Regions from separate parts of the Homo sapiens genome. Here region 2 is linked to region 1. A link is an interaction called in ENCODE POLR2A ChIA-PET data of the cell type or tissue named here. Cell type or tissue: B cell. All regions are shown on one strand.

Evidence for each region. ChIA-PET counts read pairs that join two places held together with the same protein. Peaks named below come from ENCODE experiments on the same cell type or tissue, not always from the same donor. Only the 100,000 strongest peaks of a DNase experiment are listed, where the experiment ranks them.
Region 2: POLR2A ChIA-PET joins it to region 1 with 13 read pairs; 3 of 35 experiments call an interaction of 5 or more read pairs at or near these places.

The regions. Positions count from the first base shown.
Region 1 is chr20:45,523,864-45,526,363 of GRCh38, forward strand. All of the region lies in intron 1 of LOC107987282 (a long non-coding RNA gene), which reads left to right. Among named protein-coding and RNA genes, the nearest start is that of SPINT3, 9.5 kb to the left of the region's middle. In B cell, no CTCF peak of the experiment used is centred here; no DNase peak of the experiment used is centred here; H3K27me3 peaks cover 565 bases.
Region 2 is chr20:45,062,322-45,064,821 of GRCh38, forward strand. The region is part of intron 10 of STK4 (serine/threonine kinase 4); the gene reads left to right. Among named protein-coding and RNA genes, the nearest start is that of KCNS1, 38 kb to the right of the region's middle. In B cell, no CTCF peak of the experiment used is centred here; a DNase peak (open chromatin) is centred at 952; H3K27ac peaks cover 791 bases.

The sequences.
Region 1 (2,500 bases):
TGGCCTCTCCATGTCCTCCTTTTACTTTACTGCTGAATTGAAAGAACACCGAAGATGTGCTCATTTTGCTTGATGAATTAATATGCTAAAGTAGGCAGTAAAGAGGAAATCAGTAGCAGGGAGAGAAAATTGTGCAAAAGGACAGAAATGATGAATCATGAATGATGCACTCTCTACTGGACAATACTTAGCAGAAATAGCAAATTAAGAAGGATGGGTCTTTAGAATAAAAGTTAATAGCAGAAGGAAGCAAGAATGTGCAAAATTATGATGAATCAGAAGTTTTGTGACCTACATTTAATAATACTTTTCAGGAATGTGATATTAAATCAGGAGTATTAGACCAGTAGTTCCCAAACTCACACGGCATCAGAATTACCTTGGATCTTATAAAATCATGTTGTATACTTTAAATATACACAGTAAAATTTTTTTAAAAAGGAACATTATATAGAATTTACAAAAAAGACTTACCTTGGGAGCTTAATTTATTTATAAAGTTTAGTTTTTTGGGAAGGCTCTAGAATCTGAATTCTTGGTGTACTGGTACTAGTGAGCTACTGCCTCAGGTGATTTGGCTAAAAAAAGAAATCCGTGGCTTATCAATGATAGACAATGTATTAAACAAGTACTGAAATGCATGCCCATTTTCTTCAGCATCTGCTGTTGTTATATGACATCTGAGATATCTTAGGACAGCCCAGGTAGCAGTACTTGTTGATTTTGAAATGTAAAGCTCACTGAATGGGGGTAGAAATTTCCCTCCAAACACAAAACCCAGGTCTCGATGACAATTAGGTGGGCTCAGTTCTCCCTTCCCCATGATTCAGCTGTGGAGTGCAGCTGGTCTGACAAGAGGCAGGTGTTGGCAAGGAATTGGATCCTGAGAGGGGTGTGGTCTACAGTGTTTTGCTGGATCTTCTCTTCCTCTGGGTAAGACAACTTACCCCAATCCTCATTGCTACCACCACTGATATCTTTATGAAAGTCCCTGGGGTTGGGGGGATGAGAGCCAAGGAAGTGCCACAGGCAAGTCTGTGGTGGGGGAAGCAGTTACCCCTCCAGGCTCTGGATGCTTCTTGTTCTTCAAACCAGCTGCATGGTACCTCCTCAGAGATGCAGCTGGCCATGCCTCCCCACCTAGTGGACCAAGTACCATTTGATCCCTCAGAGGTCTCAACCCTGGCTGCAGAAATTTTAGAAGAAGAGTGCCAGTCACACAGCTCCCACCTCTCTGTTCCCCCAGAGGTGTGAGCACTATGTGTGCCTGGGCCCCTTGTCTTAACTCCTGGGTTCTGGTAACCCCAAATCTTTTATACTCCCAAATCTAGGAGTGAGGGATTCTAATATTCATGTAACCAATTCTCAGTATTAAATCCTCTCTGAGTGAAAGCTTGGCTCTTTCAGTTCTTATACTGGGAATACTGGTTTTAACTCCCACCAAGACTTCCCTAGTAGGGAGTCCTAGTAGGAATTAGATTTAGGTACTGAATATTAAAAATCGAAATCACAAATAGTCACTATATCCATCCTGATTTCCAACTAGTCTGTGGGATCTGGCAACACTTTGCCACCCTTCAGACCTGGTTAGCTCCAGTTTTGTTACTCATTTGCTGTGTGATTTTAGACAAGTCCATTTCCCCTACTAGAAGCTTCCATTTGTGTATGTGTTTTTAAAAAGAGAGGGATTGGGGCTGCTGGAGTTTTCTAGGCCCCTCAGCTTAGACACTCCCTGCATTTCCAAATGATTTAAGCTTCCTCTGGGCATTTTTGGCTCTGGAGACAGCTCCAAAGAGAGAAGAAGGAGAAGAAGACGAGAGGTCCTGGATATGCGTGGTACCATGGGAAACACCTGAAGATTCCACTTGAGATGTCTTCTGGGATCTAATGGACAGAGTCATGAGCAAACAGTCAGTGATAAAGAGACCCAACGTACTCCAGCCCCACTGAGGTCTTGCAAGGCAGGGGTTCTCAGTGCTCAGCCCTGAGGGCTTTGAGTTCATTCTTGAGCAGAGCAGTGATCAGATACTGCTCACCACACGGCACATTCTGAACATTTCCAAGGGCCTCTTTGGTCCATGGGTGTCGGGGACAGAATGATTCTGTTCCATTCATTCATGTATGTCAACCCCAATCAAGGATTGAAGAGTGCCAGTGAGAAGGACAAGCACTAGGTGCTTATCAGATTTGGCAGAGTCCTTGAGCTGCTGTATTTTCTCAAATTTAGAAATACACTTTGACATCATTAGTCCATCGTCTTCATCTTAGAAATGCAAAACTGAGGCCCCAAGGGGAGCATCCCTCCACCCTATCCTGTTCCAACCACAGCATACATTCAACCAGGGGTAAAGCTGGGATTCAGATTTGGATCTCTTTATTCCCAGACACGTGCTCTTCCCATAGGATGCAGACCAAAGATGACTGGTTAGTAATTTGGTCTGAATCTTAAGGATGCACAGGACTGGGATAGGCTTCCCGGGAGCAAAGAACAATTCTCACA
Region 2 (2,500 bases), 460 kb before region 1:
ATCCAGTCTACCGTTGATGAGCATTTAGGTTAATGCCATGTCTTTGCTATTGTGAATAGTGCTGTGATGAACATTATTGTGCATGTGTCTTCATGATTTATATTCCTTTAGGCATATACCCAGCAATGGGATTGCTGGGCCAAATGGTAATGCTGTTTTAAGTTCTTTGAGGAATCACCACGCTGCTTTCTGCAATAGCTGAACTAATTTACATTCCCACCAGCAGTGTGTAAGCATTCTCTTTTCTCCACAACCTCGCCAGCATCTGTTATTTTTTGACTTTTTAGTAATAGCAAAAAATTCTGACTGATGTGAGACGATAATCTTACTGTGGGGTTTTTTTTTGTTTTGTTTTGAGACGGAGTCTCGCTTTGTCGCCCAGGCTGGAGTGCCCAGCTTTGTCGCCCAGGCTGGAGCGCGATCTTGGCTCACTGCAAGCTCCGCCTCCCGGGTTCACGCCATTCCCCGGCCTCAGCCTCCCAAGTAGCTGGGACTACAGGCGCCCACCACCACGCCCGGCTATTTTTTTTTTTTTTTTTTTTGTATTTTTAGTAGAGACAGGGTTTCACCATGTTAGCCAGAACGGTCTCAATCTCCTGACCTCGTGATCCGCCCGCCTCGGCCTCCCAAAGTGCTGGGATTACAGGTGTGAGCCACCGCACCCGGCCTTTTTTTTTTTTTTTTTTTTTTTTTTTTTTGGACACAGGGTCTTGCCTGTGTCACTCAGGCTGGAGTGCGGTGGTGTGATCATGGCTCACTGCAGCCTCGACCTCCTGGGCTCAGTTGATCCACCCATCTCAGCCTCCTGAGTAGCTGGGACTACAGGGATGTGCCACTACACCTGGCTAATTGTTTTTGTATTTTTTTGTAGAGATGGGGTTTCACCATGTTTCCCAGGCTGGTCTCAAACTACTAGGCTCAAGTGATCCGCCCACCTCAGCCTCCCAAAGTGTGATTACAGGTGTGAGCCACTGCACCTGGCCTCATTGTGGTTTTCATTTGCATTTCTCTAATGATTAATGATGTTGAGCACTTTGAATATGCTTGTTGGCCACATGTACATTTTCTTTTGAAAAGTGTCTGTTCATGTCCTCTGCCCACTTTTTAACAGGAAGGTTTGTTTTTTGCTTATAAATTCGTTTAAGTTCCTTGTGGATTCTGGATATTAGATCTTTGTTGGATGCATAGTTTGCAAATATTTCCTCCCATTCTGTAAGTTGTCTGTTTACTCCCTTGATAGTTTACCTCTTGCTGTGCAGAAGCTCTTTAGTTTAATTTGGTTTCATTTGTTGATTTTTGTTTTTGTTGCAGTTGCTTTTGGTGTCTTCGTCATGAAATCTTTGCCAGGTCCTATGTCCAGAGTGGTATTTCCTAGGTTATCTTCCATGGTTTTTATAGTTTTAGATTTTACTTTTAAGTCTTTAATTTATCTCAACTTGATTTTTGTGTATGATATAAGGAAGGGGGGGGTCCAGTGTTTTTATTTATTTATTTATTTATTTTTGAGACGGAGTCTCGCTCTGTCACCCAGGCTGGAGTGCAGTGGTGTGATCTCGGCTCACTGCAAGCTCCACCTCCCGGGTTCACGCCATTCTTCTGCCTCAGCCTCCCGAGTAGCTGGGAATACAGGCGCCCGCCACTATGCCCGGCTAATTTTTTGTATGTTTTAGGAGAGACGGGGTTTCACTGTGTTAGCCAGGATGGTCTCGATCTCTTGACCTCGTGATCTGCCCACCTCAGCCTCCCAAAGTGCTGGGATTACAGGCGTGAGCCACTGCGCCCGGCCAAGGGGGGGGGTCCAGTTTTAATCTTCTGCATATGGCTAGCCAATTATCCCAGGACCATTTATTGAATAGGGATTCCTTTCCCCATTGCTTGTTTTTGTCAGCTTTGTCGACGATCACTTGGTTGTAGGTATACAGCCTTATTTCTAGGCTTTCTGTTCTGTCCCACTGATCTGTATGTCTGTTTTTGTACCAGTGCCATGCTGGTTTGGTTACTGTAGCCTTGTAGCCTAGTTTGAATTTGGTTAAACCAACTTCAAACCTGCAGCTTTGTTTTTTTTTTGCTTAGCATTGCCTTGGTGTTTTGGGCTTTTAAAAAATTCTGTATGAATTTTTAAACTGTTTTTTTCTAATTCTGTGAAGAATGTCATTAGTAATTTGATAGGAATAGCATTGAATCTGTAAATTGCTTTGGGCAGTATAGCCATGTTAACAATGATTCTTCCCATCTATGAACATGGAATGTTTTTTCATTTGTTGGTGTCATCTTTGATTTCTTTGAGCACTGTTTTATAATTCTTTAAGTAGAGATCTTTCACTTCCCTGGTTAGCTGTATTCTATTCACATATCTTTTATTTCCCTGGTATTTTATTTTTTTGTGGCTATTGTGAATGGGACTGAGTTATTGATTTGGTTCTCAGTTTGGACATTGGTATATAACAATGCTACTTATTATATTTTTGTACATTGATTTTATATACTGAAACTTTGCTGA